Regions from separate parts of the Homo sapiens genome. Here region 2 is linked to region 1. A link is an interaction called in ENCODE POLR2A ChIA-PET data of the cell type or tissue named here. Cell type or tissue: PC-9. All regions are shown on one strand. Each heading gives the region's core, and the rest is flanking DNA. Links, peaks and the distances in the headings are about the cores only. Region 1 overlaps PSMD11 (proteasome 26S subunit, non-ATPase 11). Region 2 overlaps ZNF207 (zinc finger protein 207).

Region 1 (8,331 bases), core at 172-8,171:
CAAAAGTGTTTGTGAAGCAGCCCACTCCCTAGTTGACTCACTGTGTCCAGAAAAGAAGGGAAATAGAATTCATCTCCCTATTCCATGTACACATGCTTATTACACATTCTCATCACAGGGAAGAGGGGCCAGGACCCCAGGGTGAACCATCGGGGGAAACAAATAGAACATCTTCTTTGAAAATAAACTTCTTCAACCATCTCATCACCACCACCAGCCCCCTTGCCTGTGTGACTGTTACTTACCATGAAATTTCTTGTCAAGAATCATCTGTGATAATTTCCTTTCCACGTCGGCCTAAAATCAAAGCACATGATTAAAGGGACCAGTATCCACTAGTCAGAGATCACCCTGACACAGTAGCTTTGTTGGAGGGGTCTTAGGCCAAATGGACTGAAAACAAAATAGCAACAATGCAACTCCTACTCTAGTCCACACTGCCCATTCCCCACTGAGAAGCTGGGGAGCTTTCCAATGAGGCCAATCAGGTGCATGTGCCACCCCTCCTCGCCACCCCGTCCCATTCCTCCCTGCAGATGGCCTTAAGACTCCTTACCTTGGAGAGTTTGATGAGACTAGATATGTGTTCAATCTAAAAGGAAAGGCAGAGAGACACCAACACTGAAAGTTTTACTTTTGCCTCCAATAAGAGAAGGGAGGGAACAGGGGGAGAACTGCTGTATTTCTCAAAATTCTAATGTAAGACCCTCCTTGGCCGTGCTTAAGTCTCTTGTTCTCTGCCCATCTGCCTGCCCTTCACTGCTACACACAATAAACAGACTCTTATCCCACACACCCAATACAGAAAACAGGTACAACACATGCAGTGACTAAAAGCGAGGAGGAAACTGCTCAGAACACATGCAGGGGCAACCCACATGCCTCTACCCACAGCATCTCTCTCCTCGATTTTTGTTCATTTTATCAACAGAGGCCCAAGCTCTTGGTGGCCTCTTGCCCACCAGGCACACCCCTAGAAGTGAGTTCCCATTCTGGACAGGTGTGGAAGGGAGGTGGCTACAGTGAGAATGCCTGGCCAGAAATGGAGTCCCCAGAGGGTTCTCACCTGTACTCTGGAAAAAGGCTCAATGACTCGGATCAGATTCTGTTCTAGTAAGTTATCATACAACTTGGCCAAGTGTGTGCTGATGATTGGGTCATCCCGGAGCTCTGCCCGGTAATCTGTCAGAGCCTGCCAAAGGAACCAGTTGCAGAGATTGGCACAGAGAATCACTTTAAAGTCATGCTACTCCTGCTTCCTAGATAGTCTGCTGGCCCTTATAAAACTACATGGTTGAATGAAGTTAGGGGAGATCTGGGGAGATGCATGATACAAAGCAGAAAAGGAATGTCAAGAACTGAAAGGGAAGTTTGGCTTGGTGGCACGCACCTGGAGTCCCAGTCACTCGGGAGGCTCATGTGGGAGGACTGCTGGAGCCCAAGAGTTCAAGTCCAGCTTGGGCAACACAGAGAGCCTCCATCTCTAAAAATAAATTTTTAAAAATGCTATTTTATGGTAGTCTCTAAGAGAAAAAAAAAATACAAAATAGAACAAAAAGGTGGAGTCACCCTAGGGACCATCTTTCTGTCTGCAGGCTTCAGGTGAACAGCTCAAACCATGTAAGCCCCAAGAGCAACTCAGCTCATGAACCAAATTAGCTACACAAGCATTTCTCAGCATGTATTCTACAGAATAAATAGGGTCTCCATGGGGGGGAAAAAAAGAACATTGAGGTTAAAGAATAGGAAATGCTGAATTCCACAACTAGCTCTTGGGAGTTTTATGAGGACCATCAGCATAACATGGCTCTGCAATGATTAAGCAAAATTAGGTGTTTTAATTATTATTAGCCCTAGTATTTTGTTTAGCCCTAGTATTTCCCAAATATCTAATCACAGAATCCTTCTTCCAAGGAACTATTTGGAATAAAAGTGTCCCATCAAACATCTCAGACATTGGGATAAAATGATCTAGACCAAGTATTCATGTGTGTGATTTACTGGACCATCAGTAATGGTCTCAACATCCCAGCCTCATGTCAGCTGTGCTACAAGGTGTTAAGGGAAGCAGGCGAATCATGCCAAGTAAGACGCAATAGGAATTGGCAAGAGCCCTCCAGGAAGATGGTGAATCTCAGGGACAGTCAAAGCCACATGGTCTAGTCTCCATCCACACTAAGTTTTTCTCTCTGGATCTAGGTTTTGTTTTTATTAAGTTGATCATTATACTCAGACTAAAAGGAGAGAGGTTCAGGAAAGACTATATAATTCTCACCCTAATGCCCAGACAGGCTTTTCTCCCTTTTCAAAACTCCCAAACAATGAGCAAAATGCACCAGGGTTAAAGAAAGCCTAGATCATCACCCTGAGGACGTTTCTTTGGGTCCAAGTACGCACATCAAGACTTCCCTTCTGTCCACAGAGGAGCAGACCTGGCATTTCTGGAGCTGAAGGAATGCCTACAACTGTGTCATGTGGAACAAGCACTAGGCCTAGAGTCAAACTCTGACCCTATGCTGTGTGACTTTGAGTGTCCTCCTGAATCCCAGTTCCCTTAACCATAAAATGCAGATAATAAATAGGTGTGTTGTGAAAAATCAAAGTGAAAAAAGGACAGAAAGAACTTTTGAAATAGAAAGGTATTATGTATAAATAATATATATTTTATATCAACTCAGTAAGTTTCATTGTACAAAGTGCTTAACTATTTCCTGGTTTTAATACTGTCCTAGGTGAAGGATACATGGAATCATTTGCAACTTCTTTTGAAACTATAATTATTTTTAAAAGTGTGTTTTGAAGTACTTAAACGTCCCTCTCTTCCACTCACATTCCATACCAACCCAATATCATACTCACCTTTTCAAAATCTGCCAGTGATCTGTTCTTGCTAGCCTGAGCCACGCATTTTAATGCTTCTGTCTGAGAATAAAGAGACAAACCATGAAAGCGATTTATTCTGCACACTAACATTTACCCAAGTCTCATAAGCAGTATGCTGTGTCCACACAACTTCTGCCAAAAGGAAGAACCCGCCCCACCATCGTTCTTCTTCAGACGCCCGGGAAGAAGAGCCGCAAGTACTGAATACCACTATATGCCAACCTGTTTCCCTTTGAAACCTGAAATGACTTAATAATACTAGGAAACAGAAATTTTCCAAACAGACCGACCCTAATATAGCATTCTCTAGAGATGACAAGCTAAAAGGAAAAATGACAAGAGAACTGTGATTTCTTCTCCCTTCCTCCAAGGCTTGTTATCGCCACATCCACCCAAACTCCTTCTTGCCCTTAGACCCTATTATATCTGTGCTTTATCAAGATTCATTCTGCTAGGTTTGGAACAAGGCACTGAACAAGGTCTACCTCATTAACACTGAGGCATCAAGGCCAGGCACAGTGGCTCACACCTGTAATCCCACCACTTTGGGAGGCCGAGGTGGGCAGATCACTTGAGGTTCAGGAGTTCGAGACCAGCCTGGCCAACATGGTGAAACTCCCTTCTCTACTTAGCCGGGCATAGTGGTGGACGCCTGTAATCCCAGCTACTTGGGAGGCTGAGGCAGGAGAATTGCTAGAACCCAGGAGGCAGAGGTTGCAGTGAGCCAAGATCATGCCACTGCACTGCAGCTGGGTGATAGAAAAAGAATCCGTCTCAAAAAAAGGTTGCGGCATTAACATATTACACCAAATGTTAAGACCCCACAGAGTGATGAAGGTATAATCAATAGTTGAGAACAACTTCTAACATGGTTAAAAAAGGCACCTGACCAAGCTATTAAGTCTCCACTCAGCAAAAAATCTGCAACACTCATCTTTCTGGGAGATTAGCCTATCTCCTGCTTAAAAGCTAACATCAAAGGCGCAAGGGACTAAGAGAAGCTGCTCTTTTATCAGCCTACATGCTTATATAAGAACAGTGTGTCTTATACAGTAGACTACATGGTGCAAGGCTAATCATTAGTGTGTTTGTCTCCAGCATTTGTCCTATAGACAGAAAAAAGTGTCAAAATGAGAAAAGCCTGGAACTTAGAGCCAATGACCCTAATTCAAAGTCTAGCTCCACCATTGATTAGCTACCTGACCTTGCCCTGAACACTTGGATGTCCCTGAGCCTGTCTCCTCAACTCTAGTTATAGTGAGAGTAGTGCATCTTTCTTATTTATTATTTTTTAAGACAGAGTCTCACTCTGTCGCCCAGGTTAGAGTACAGTGGTGCTATCTTGGCTTACTGCAACTTCCACTCCCCGTTTGAAGTGATTCTCCTGCCTCAGCCTCCTGAGTAGCTGGGATTACAGCCACCAATGCACTACCATGCCCGGCTAATTTTTGTATTTTTAATAGAGCTGGGATTTTGCCACATTGGCCAGGCTGCTCTCAAACTGCTGACCTCAAGTGATCCGCCCACCTCAGCCGCCCAAAGTGCTGGGATTACAGGCATGAGCCACCACGTCCAGCCCCTAATTGGCTTTTTATCAGCAAAAGTTTCAGGTCAGCTCCTGGTTTTGACCTCAAGAGTACCGGTTATTACTATACTGGAAGATGCGTGGCTGGATGCAGTGGCTCACACCTACAATCCCAGCACTTTTGGAGGTTGAGGTGGGCGGATCACTTGAGGTTAGGAGTTTGGGACAGCCTGGCCAAGATGGCAAAACCCTGTCTCTACTACAAAAAATTAGCCGGGCATAGTGGCGGATGCCTGTAATCCCAGCTACTCGGGAGGCTGAGACAGGAGAATCACTTCAAACTGGGAGGAGGAGGATGCAGTGAGCCGAGATACGCCACTGCACTCCAGCCTGAATGAAAGAATGAGACTCCAACTCAAAAAAAAAAAAAAAGCCAATTAGGGCCACTTGTAGAGAGGGAAGAAATCATCTATGTGGCCACTCCTCCAGAGATACAGTGAGATTATATAGACAGCCAATCAGTCTGTGTTTAGAGACCACTGCAGTTGAAATCCAGAAAGATTACACTTACTTTACTAGTGATAATCAAGCAAAATACAAAGAGGAGACAGTCTAGACGTCATCTTTGCGTAGGTCCTAACTGTCTGCTCTCAGAAGTCACACTCATACCTACTTGGGCATTAAGGTAACAAAAAAAAAAAAAGGGCCTCTTTTTGCACCACACCCAAAATTCAAAGCACGAGTAGAAAGGTACTGATCTGAGAAGCACAGAAGTAAATCTCAAAACCTAGTTTCTGCACCAAGCAATCAGACCTCTCTAAAGCACATATGCACCAGACCTTACCAGGCTCCTAACCTGGAGAATCTAAGATTTCATACCCTGCCTATGTTAAATTCACAACTCAGACTCGTGGTAGATAAATCTTCTGGTCAAAGCCAAATGCAAACTAACTCACTGCAAATGCTACAGTTCAGTTCCCTAAGTCCCTCAAACAACGTGATGTCCATAAGAGCACCAAACGCTGACTTTCCAGGCCAAGAATTTAACAGTCTGGGAAACACACTGAATGGGCTTAAGGGAAGGAAGTGAGTGGGGCAGAAGGAAGAGAGTAGTATGAAGATCTGAAGAGTGCTGGTCTCATCAAACGTTGTGACTCTGAAAACATGCTGGTCTCAGAGTGAGCAGAACTGCAGTCAAGGGAGTCCCTACCTGCCTCCCTGCATACCGAAGTGCAAGCTTCCCGCTCACCAAAGCCTGGACATCTTCTGGGCTAGAAAAAAAGACATACTTGGTCAATTGCTGCAGATGTTATGCTTCTAAAGGAAGGTTTGGGCAAATTTCTTTTTAACAGAATTCCATTGTAATAAAGACTCTGCCCACACAGACAATCAGCCCAACCCCTAAACCCATATGCCCATCACATTGCAAAAGCTAGGTTTTCTCCACTCTGGGTCACAGCTCAGCCTGAAGAGTAGAAAAACTCCAATGTTAGAAAGCTGAACTGAACCTACCAAAAGCAATAGACACAACAAGCAGAACTATAAGTTTAAGTCAAATCCCAGTGTAACAGGTATTATTAAAACATAGCCCTTATGTAATCCAAAGATCCAGAGAGAGTTCTTAGTCAATATTTCATTTATTCCCAAAAGAATTGAATAATTCTGTAGACTTCTTTATAAGTAGGTCTGTCATACTTTTGTTGTCCACTTTTTCAAACCTCTCCTTAACCCTTCCTTCCTCATTCTGGGTGGCTCAGTTGGCTGTTACTGGCTGATCTGTAAGCTATTTCCTGACCCTCTGTCCTGTGCTCTGCACCTATGAGGACAGAATATTTAAAGGATGAGGAGAATTCTCCAAGAGGAGCTGGGAAGGGGATTTCTAAAATGTCTGCCTGATTCTGAAAGACTAGCAAGCGAAAGTTTTCTGGACCACTTTTGATCCTCCCGCTCTACCTTAGCCAGCCCTAGAGGCCGCAGCTGCTGCTGTTTCTGTAACTGGCCAAACTCCCTGCTCAGGCCATCTCTGCCATGGCAAACAGACTTGCTGAAGGATCTGAGTTCTTGTAGTCCAGAGTTAAGGTGCACCTACGTGTTGAGCATGATTTTGCACAGCAACATGTACTTCAGAGATGTGATGGCCTTGGGGCTGTCGATGGAGTCATAACCCTCAAATGCCTCATAGAAGTATGAGTACGCAGTTTTCCAGTCCTTCTCTTCTGCTGCATGGATAATACCTGGGCATTGAAAAGAAAGGAATAAGAACATATAAAATAATAGAGCCATAAAAGATCAGAGCTGGGAGGCAGCTTAGACATCTACCTAAATGGGCACGGTGGCTCACACCTGTAAATCCACACTTTGGGAGGCTGAGATGGGAGGATCATGTGAGCCCAGGAGTTCGAGACAAGCCTGAGTAACATAGTAAGACCCCATCTCTTGAAAAAAAAAAAAATGCTGGGCACGGTTTCAGCTCACGCCTATAATCCCAGCACTTTGGGAGGCTGAGGCAGGCGGATCACCTGAGGTCAGGAGCTCAAGATCAGACTGACCAACATGGACAAATCCCATCTCTACTAAAATTACAAAAAAAATTAGCTGGGTGTGGTAGCGCATGCCTGTAATCCCTGCTACTCGGGAGGCTGAGGAAGGAGAATCACTTCAACCCAGGAAGCGGAGGTTGCGGTGAGCCGAGATTGCGCCACTGCACTCCAGCCTGGGCAACAAGGGCAAACTTCCGTCTCAAAAAAAAAAAGCCAGGTGCAGGGGTTCACTCCTGTAATCTCGGCACTTTTGAGAGGCTGAGGCAGGAGGATAGCTTGAGCCCAAGAGTTTGAGCCTAAGTAACAGAGTTAGATGTTGTCTCTTTATTTTTTTTTTTGAGCCGAGTCTCACTCTGTCACTGAGGCTGGAGTGCAATGGCGCAATCTCAGCTCACGGCAACCTCCGCCTCGTGGGTTCAAGCAATTCTCCTGCCTCAGCCTCCCAAGTAGCTGGGATTACAGGCACCCACTACCACGCCCGGCTAATTTTTTGTATTTTTAGTAGAGACTGGTTTCACCGTATGTTCGCCAGGCTAGTCTTGAACTCCTGACCTCAAGTGATCCACCCGCCTCGGCTTCCCAAAGTGCTGGGATTACAGGTGTGAGCCACCACACCCAGCCGACCTTGTCTCTTAAAAAAAAAAAAAAAAAAGAAAAAGGCCGGGCATGGTGGCTCATGCCTGTAATCCCAGCACTTTGGGAGGCAGAAGCAGGAGGGTCATCTGAGGTCAGGATTTCAAGACCAGCCTGGCCAACATGGTAAAAACCTGTCTCTACTAAAAATACTAAACCAGCCAGGCATGGTGGCGGGCACCTGTAATCCCAGCTACTTGGGAGGCTGAGGCAGGAGAATCTCTTGAACCCAGGAGGTGGAGGTTGCAGTGAGCTGAGATCACGCCACAGCACTCCAACTTGGGCGACAGAGTGAGACTCCGTCTTAAAAAAAAAAAAAAGAGGTCAGGCACAGTGGCTCACGTCTGTAAACTCTAACGTCTATAATCCCAGCACTTTGGGAGGCCAAGGCAGCCAGATCACTTGAGGGTCAGGAGATCGAGATCAGCTTGGCCAACAAGGCAAAACGCCATCTCTACTAAAAATACAAAAATTAGCCGGCCTTGGTGGTACATGCCTGTAATCCCAGCTACTCAGGTGGCTGAGGCAGGAGAATCACTTGAATCCAGGAGGTAGAGGTTGCAGTGAGCCGAGGTCACGTCACTGCACTCCAGCCTGGGCAACAGAGCAAGACACTGTCTCAAAAAAAAAAAAAAACTCTACGTCAACTCCACCAACCTACTGATGAGGTCAGGAAAGGATAAAGAACCTGCTCTGCCAGGCACAGTGGCTCACATCTGTAATCTCAACACTTTGGGAGGCCAAGGCAGG
Region 2 (8,331 bases), core at 255-8,254, 120 kb after region 1:
AAATACTCCCTGAACCCTAGTGCAAATTACAGTAAAAACTGATGAATCAAATATCATGAACAATAAAAACTTTTCCAAAGTTAAACACATCACTACTACATACTTTAAACTTCCTCAACATGACAAAACTTTTAATGACTTCACATTCTCAAATGAACATCAATTATTATTCTGTATTCTTTTAAATACCTAAATATGTACCACAACATAATGTATATGGAACTGCCTGGCAATTATTCATAGTTTGTTGATGCTTTATTTTTCCTGTGTCCATTTACATCAACTATCATTTCAGTACTCTAAATATGCTATGGATTGCAAACACACCAACATAAAACGCAGGCTAGGGCCGGGCACAGTGGCTCACGACTATAATCCCAGCACTTTGGGAGGCCGAGGCAGATGGATCACGAGATCAGGAGTTCGAGACCAGCCTGACCAACATGGTGAAACCCCATCTCTATTAAAAATACAACAATTTGTCGGGTGGGGTGGCACACTCCTGTAATCCCAGCTACTCAGGAGGCTGAGGCAGGAGAAAATCGCTTGAACCCAGGAGGCGGATGTTGTGGTGAGCTGAAATCACACCACTGCTCTCCAGCCTGGGCAACAGAGCAAAACTCCATCTCAAAAAAAAAAAAAAGAAAAAAAAACAACTAATAGCCTCGTGTGGCACATCTTGCTGGCCAACCAAATCCCTTTCCTTGTGCTGTATTTCCTGCTTTATAGGCCAAATTCTATATACTTAATTTCCCAGGTTCCCTCACAGCATAATACGTAAGGAGCTAAAGAGCTTCTGGGAAAGTTATTTTGGTTCCAAATAGAAGAAAAAGGAGGCCAGGTGCTGAGGCTCACTCACACCTGTAATCCCAGCACTTTGGGAGGCTGCGGCTGCAGTGAGCTATGATCGTGCCACGGCACATCAGCACGAGTATCAGACCAACACCCTGTCTCAAAAAAAAAAAAGAAGAAAAGAAAATGGAGAGTGCACTACAACCGACACCCCTTCTTGTCTGAGCTGTCTTATAACCAAATGACATTTCTGAGGAAAAAAAGCTAAGGTGAGCAAAGTCAAAAAAAGCATGGGTTAATAAATATCATTGAGCCACTGAATCTACCACTTTTTTGTTGACTGAGACAATGAATGCCTACACCGTTTAATACAGTTTGTTGGGGCTGGGCACAGTGGCTCACGCCTGTAATCCCAGCACTTCGGGAGGCCAAGGCAGGCGGATAACCTGAGGTCAGGAGTTTGAGACCAGCTGGCCGACATGGCGAAACCCCATCTCTACTAAAAATACAAAAATGAGCCAGGCGTGGTAGTGGGCGCCTGTACTCCCAGCTACTCGGGAGGCTGAGGCAGGAGAATCACTTGAACCCCGGAAGCAGAGGTTGCAGTGAGCCGAGATCATGCTCCAGCCTGGGTGACAGAGCGAGATTCCATCTCAAAAAAAAAAAAAAAAAAAAAAAAAAAAGTTTGTTGGATTTCTCTATTACTTGTCTAAAACATTCCTAACAAATACAAGCGCTCTAAGTATGTGAGATTCAGCACATAGGCCGTGACTCACTTTGGCTGCTTTGAAACCTATCATCTATTTCAAACTTCAAGAAAGGGCCAGCCAGGCGTGGTGGCTCACACCTGTAATCCCAGCACTTTGGGAGGCCAAGGTGGGTGGATCACCTGAGGTCAGAAGTTCAAGACCAACCTGGTCAACATGGTAAAACCCCGTCTCTACTAAATACACAAAAATTAGCCAGGTGTGGTAGCAGGCGCCTGTAATCCCAGCTACTCAGGAGGCTGAGGCAGAAGAATCGCCTGAACCTGTGAGGCAGAGGTTGCAGTGAGCCGAGATATCTACCAAAATACATTTTTTAAAAAAGGGTCCATATAACACTTCTCACAGGAACTTGCAACTTTCAAAAATTTTTAAATTTCATTATACTAATGCCCACAGACGTCTAAAAAAACTTAGAAATAAAGCCTGTACATCATATTAAAATGAAATTATCTAACATATACCTGGTGGCATTCCAGGCATCAGAGGTGGTATTCCTGGTCCAGGTGGCATCATTCCACCCATTGGCATCATTCTATTAGAAAGCAAATTTCAAGAAACAGTAAGTTAATGAACAGCATAAACCATTAAAAAATATTCTGGCTAAAGCCTGAAACAACACTAGATAGAAGACTTGAATCTGACCTCTAATACTGAAATGAATCAAAGCTGAAAGAACACACAACACACTGTAACAATCCTATCAAAATAAATTGTCTAAAACCCAGCAAACTCTTTGGTTTACCAATAAAAAAAAAATGTTGACAAAACATTTAAAGTCATTTGAGAACAAATATACTCTCAATATGTACAAGAGGCCTCATCTAAAATATGTGTAATGGGAAAGCAAATTCACCACTTTTTCCACTTGGAAAATATCCACAGAGTATTAAAGAAAAAGAAGAAATCTCTATTTCAGAGTTGTGTTGGATTTTGAAAAGAAAAAGATTGAATGAATGTACCCTGTGAAATGAGATTTTTTATTTGGCTAGGTGCAGCAGCTCATGCCTATAATCCCAGAAGTTTTGAGAGGCCAAGGCTCAAGGACTGCTTGAACTCAGGAGTTCAAACCAGGCTGGGCAAAAAGTGAGACCATAACTTTTTAAAAAAGCAAAAATTTTAAACATTAGCTGGGTGCAGTAGTGTGCGCCTGTAGTCCCAGATACTCAGAGGGCTGAGGTGGGAGGATCACTTGAGCCCAGGAGGTCAAGGCTGCAGTAAGCTGTGACTGCGCCACTGCACTGTAGTCTGGGCGACAGAGTAAGAGACCCTGTGTCAAATACATACATATACACACACACACACACACACACACACTTTTTTTTTTTAGAGAAAGGAAATACTACCACCAAAATTAAAGACACTCAAAAGTAAAACCAGATGGCCTATTTACAATAACTACCTACCACTAAACCATGACTTAAAAACACAACCCACTTATTTTTTCCCCTAAAAGAGCTCACCTTCAAATATCAGTGTCCAATTCACTTAAAAAATGATAAATTGGTCAATTTTCTTTCAAATTTTTTAAATTTTTGTGGGTAAATTCAGTTCTTGATTTAAAATTTTTATCAGAAGATTAACTTCTATTAATAGATTAGAAAATTCCATTACATCCTATAATAATAAAGCATGTAATTTCATAGAATATAGTCTTTCTTAAATACTAACCCTTATTAACAGGTCCCATTACTTTCAATAGTTTGGAGAAAATCACTGCACATTTGAAGTATGTTTATATGGGTCTATTACCGTTTCCTAAAAGATGTTTTATTTTCCTTCTTTAAGAGACCTGTGTTAATTAGCTTGCAAGTTTTAGTGAGGAAGGTTAGAAAATTTCTGAAGTCAACTGAATAGATACCATTAAACACACACATAAAAAAATGACAGTATGATTATACCTCCTGAATTACATTATGAATGAGATGCTTACATGTTTTCACCGCAAAATGACTGGGTGTATTTTCTCTGATGATGCAATCTGTGAAAATGTATGACAAAATCAAAATCTAACTGTGATTTTCAAAATACAGTGGGAAAGTGTATTGTATACCTCTCACATCCAACAATATTTAAGTAAAAGTGATGGGCACAAGCACCTCATATTCATTTTAGTTTTGATGCTTTGACAAATAAATCATTTACAGAGTTTCTCTGCTTCTTGTCACAACTACAAAGTGTCACAGATAATTCTGAATCTCAGAAACGCAAATCTATAAATAACCAACTACTTTAATCACAGTAAATGCAATTGAAGTAGATGGTTGCTTACATATACCCTAAAACCCAAAAATCTATTACTCAGAGGCAAATTTATATTCCTTAAATTTACTGGTTGATCCCTTTATTAGACAAGATATATAGAGCCCATACCTTCTAGAAGCAAAAAATGGAAAGTAACATTTCATTCATATAACATCCAAATTGAAAAAGATCATTACTAGGCACAAGCCTACAGGGCAATTAAAAGAATTTTCTTACCCAGGTGGCATGCCTGGCATAACTGGTGGCATTCCTGGCATCAGAGGAGGAACACCTGGCATTAATGGAGGTATGCCTACAAGCAAGAATTTCAATCAAAATAATAACAAATATTAAAGAGTTAGAGGGAAGAAAGTAATACTTCGATACAATATCAATAATGTCCTAAAAATGTTAGATTTTAAGCAATCCTATGTGCTACCTGGAGGCATTCCTGGTGCTCCTGGTACTGGTGGCAGTCCTGGCTGTGCCATTGGAGGAATATAACCTTGCTGAGGTTGAACAGGCTGTGGCTGAAATGAAGTTGAGGCTGCAGAGTCGTCATCATCATATTCATCAGAATCATCTTGTTGCTTCTTTTTTTGACTTTCTGTTAAAAAAAAAAAATTATTTCCATAGAGTAAAAACTAAGAAAGTTTATTTACAACATTCAATATTTAAAAATACATATATGGGTAAAATTACTTCATGAGATTTTTCTTCCCCAAAAATTCAATTAATACTGCTCTATGTTCTTCAAATGTGTTTTCGCCCTATATTAAACAAGATTAACGTTCTTTCCCTGTCCTATGAAAGGTAAAATGATTATCCTAAATCAGTATTTTTTCTTTTAAATTTTTAGTAAAGTCTTGCTCTGCGATGCAGGCTGTACAGCAGTGGCACGACTGCAGCTCACTGCACTCTCAAACTCCTGGGCTGAAGCGATCCTCCCGCCACAGTCTCCCAAGTAGCTGGGACTGCAGACACATGCCACCACACTGGGCTTTTTTTTTTTTTTTTTGGGGGGGGGGTAAAGGTGAGGTCTTGAACTTTTGGCCTCAAGTGATCCTACGGCCTCAGCTACCTAAAGCACTGAAATTATAGGAGTCCTTCATTTTCATATGCCTTAACACTTGCTAATTCTATTTGGAATTCAATTATGAATAATAATATAAGAAAATGGAATGATCCAAATGGTACTGCATATATACAAATCAAGTATGTCTTCAAAAACAGAGCTCAAATTTTAAATTCCAAATAAATCTATCATCTACCATTCAATTTTATCTATCTATCAAGTGATCAATCAATCGATTTATCTAAATAGGATCTCACTCTGTTGCCCAGACTGGAGAATTCACAGCTCACTGAAGCCTCAACCCCTTGGGCTCAAGAGATCCTCCCACCTCAGCTTAGACTATAGGCATGTGCCACCACACCCGGCTAATTTTTGTATTTTTTTTTTGTAAAGACAGGGTGTCATTCTCTATTGCCTAGGTTGGTCTCCCAATTTCTGGGCTCAAGCAATTTTCCTGCACTGCCTGCCCATAGTGCTGGGATTACAGGTGTGAGCCACTCCAACTACCCTACCATTAAATTTATAATTGAAAATACTAACTCTGGGCTTAAGTGAGGCTGAAAAAAGAATATTATCACAAGGGGAGAGAGATGGTGGCTCACACCTGTAATCCCAGCACTTAGGGAGGCCTCAGCAGGTAGATTGCTTGAGGTCAGGAGTTTGAGACCAGCCTGACCAACATGGTGAAACCCCGTTTCTACTAAAAAATATAAAAACTAGGCCAGGTGTGGTGACTCACATCTGTAATCCCAGCACTTTGGGAGGCCGAGGCGGGCAGATCACGAGGTCAGGAGTTCAAGACCAGCCTGACCAACATGGTGAAACCCTGTCTCTACTAAAAACACAAAAATTAGCCAGGTGTGGTGGCACACACCTCTAATCCCAGCTACTCCGAAGGCTGAGGCAGGAGAATTGCTTGAACCTGGGAAGCGGAGGTTGTGGTAAGCCGAGATCGCACCTCTGCACTCCAGCCTGGGCAACAGAGTGAGACTCCATCTCAAAACAAAAACAAAAACAAACAAAAATCAGCTGGGTGTGGTGGCTTGCGCCTGTAATCCCAGCACTTTGCGAGGCAAAAGTGGGCAAATCACCACTTAGGGTCTGGAGTTCGAGACCAGCCTGACCAACATGGTAAAACCCCGTATCTACTAAAAACACAAAAACTAGCCGGGCGTGGTAGTGCATGCCTGTAGTGCCAGCTACTCAGGAGGCCAAGTCAAGAGAATGGCTTGAACCTGGGAAGCAGAGGTTGCAGTGCAATGAGCCGAGATCATGCTACTGCACTCCAGCCTGGCAACAGAGCAAGACTCCACCTCAAAAAAGAAAAAAACAAACAAACAATCACTTAAACCCCGGAGGCAGAAGATGCAGAGAGCCCAGATCACACCACTGTACTCCAGCCTCGGCTGGACAGAGTAAGCCTCTGTCTCAAAAAAAAAAAAATTAAAAAAAATAAATAAATAAAATAAAACTTATCCCAATATTTACCTTGTGTTTTCTGTTCAAGAAGTCGTCGTCTTTCATCCATGTCTTTTTCTGGAATACCTTCCATACCATATATTTCCAACTCTATGTCTGTTCTTCCAGGTATTGCATTTGGTACGGCATCTATTGTTTCTTTATGTACCTAACAACAACAATTTCCATTAGATAAAAGTCTTTTTTAAGAATAATTCCAAGTTAATCAAAGACTGCTTAGTATAAAGAATAAATGTTCTATAGTGAGGCCATGTAGAGCCAATTCCCAGTTTTGCCATTCACTAGCTCTGTGACATTAAGCATGTCAGTGAACTTCTAAGCCTCAGTTTACTTCACCTATATAATAGCTAACTTCTAGAGTTGTTTTTAGGATTAAATACTGTATATAAAAAACACTTGGCGAGATGTCTAACATACAGTAAGCATTCAATAAACATTCTTTCAAGTTTACCATATAATCTTGATTACTTCAATTATTAGCAGTAACTAGTAGTCCTATCCAAATCAGGGATGTTTCAAGTGTGAATTAAGTAAAGATTATGAAACAGCCTCATATTAAGAATTAGAATATAGCCAGGCGAGGTGGCTCACATCTGTAATCCCAGCACTTGGGAGGCCAAGACGGGTGGATCACCTGAGGTCAGGAGTTTGAGACCAGCCTGGCCAACGTGGCAAAACCCTGTCCCGACTAAAAATACAAAAAATTAGTCGGGTGTGGTGGGGTCTGCCTGTAATCCCAGCTACTGGGGAGGCTGAGGAGGCAGAATCACTTGAAGTGAGCAGAGGTCACACCACTGCAATCCAGCCTGCGTGAGAGGGAGAGTCCCTCAAAAAAAACAAAAAAAAAATTAGCAGGGCGTGGTGGTGCACACCCATAATCCCAGTCACTCGACAGGCTGAGGCATGAGAATCACTTGAACCTGGGAGGCAGAGGTTGCAGTGAGCACTCCAGCCTGGGCAGATACTGAGAGACTGTCTCCAAAAAAAATAAATAAAAAATAAAAAGTCAGGTGGGGCGGCTCACGCCTGTAATCCCAGCACTTTGGGAGGCCGAGGCGGGCGGATCACGAGGTCAAGAGTTCGAGACCAGCCTGACCAACATGGTGAAACCCCATCTCTACTAAAAATACAAAAATTAGCCGGGCATGGTGGCACGTGCCTGTAATCCCAGCTACTCAGGAGGCTGAGGCAGAAGAATCGCTTGAACACGGGAGGCAGAGGTTACAGTGAGCCGAGACCGTGCCACGGCACTCTAGCCTGGGCAAGAGAGCGAGATTCTGTCTCAAAAAAAAAAAAAAATAATAATAATAATAATAATAATAATAATAATAATAATAATTAGAATAGCAAATTTTCTAAGTATAGATCTTGAGACAAGCCTCTGGTTACAAACTAGAAAAGTTACATTTGCAATCAGTATCACTTGTAACTAATGAGTTACGTGAGGCATTTTACTTTTTTTTTTTTTTAAGACAGGGTCTCACTCTGCCACCCAAGCAGGAGTACAGTGCCATTATCTCAGTTCACTGCAACCTCCGCCTCCCAAGCTCAAGCCACCCTCCCACCTCAGCCTCCCAAGTAACTGGGACTACAGGTGCGTGCCGCCATGCCTGGCTAATTTTTGTATTTTCTGTGGCGAGGTAGTTTTGTTATGTTCCCCAGGCTGCTCTCAAACTCCTGAACTCAAGGGATCCACCCACCTCAGTGTCCTAAAGTGCTGGGTTACAGAGGTGAGCCACCATGCCCAGCCCTGAGGCACTTTAACATGTTTATTGCAACACACTGAAAATCTGGGATTTTTTTTCATTATATTGTTTTGCTACATAAGCGCTTCTAATCTTCAGATCTGGGTAACTTTTGCCAATAATGTAATATCCCTGCCAGTCTTGGTTTCTTCAGCAAGCCATTTTGCTGAAGTAGATGTCAAAGTATTTTGCCTAGACTATCAAGCCTTTCTGGAAATGCTAATGCATGCTC

Evidence for each region. Peaks named below come from ENCODE experiments on the same cell type or tissue, not always from the same donor. Only the 100,000 strongest peaks of a DNase experiment are listed, where the experiment ranks them.
Region 2: POLR2A ChIA-PET joins it to region 1 with 5 read pairs; 7 of 35 experiments call an interaction of 5 or more read pairs at or near these places.

The regions. Positions count from the first base shown.
Region 1 is chr17:32,472,112-32,480,442 of GRCh38, reverse strand. It overlaps PSMD11 (proteasome 26S subunit, non-ATPase 11), which reads right to left. Exons shown (of 14, transcript NM_002815.4): 7 at 6,498-6,642; 8 at 5,619-5,679; 9 at 2,860-2,922; 10 at 1,067-1,192; 11 at 557-592; 12 at 246-297. Among named protein-coding and RNA genes, the nearest start is that of CDK5R1, 11 kb to the left of the region's middle. In PC-9, for the core only: no CTCF peak of the experiment used is centred there; no DNase peak of the experiment used is centred there.
Region 2 is chr17:32,356,674-32,365,004 of GRCh38, reverse strand. ZNF207 (zinc finger protein 207) reads right to left here. Exons shown (of 12, transcript NM_001098507.2): 3 at 6,364-6,502; 4 at 4,240-4,407; 5 at 4,038-4,113; 6 at 3,490-3,537; 7 at 2,021-2,091. Among named protein-coding and RNA genes, the nearest start is that of ZNF207, 11 kb to the right of the region's middle. RefSeq lists a silencer at 7,128-7,328. In PC-9, for the core only: no CTCF peak of the experiment used is centred there; no DNase peak of the experiment used is centred there; H3K27ac peaks cover 657 bases.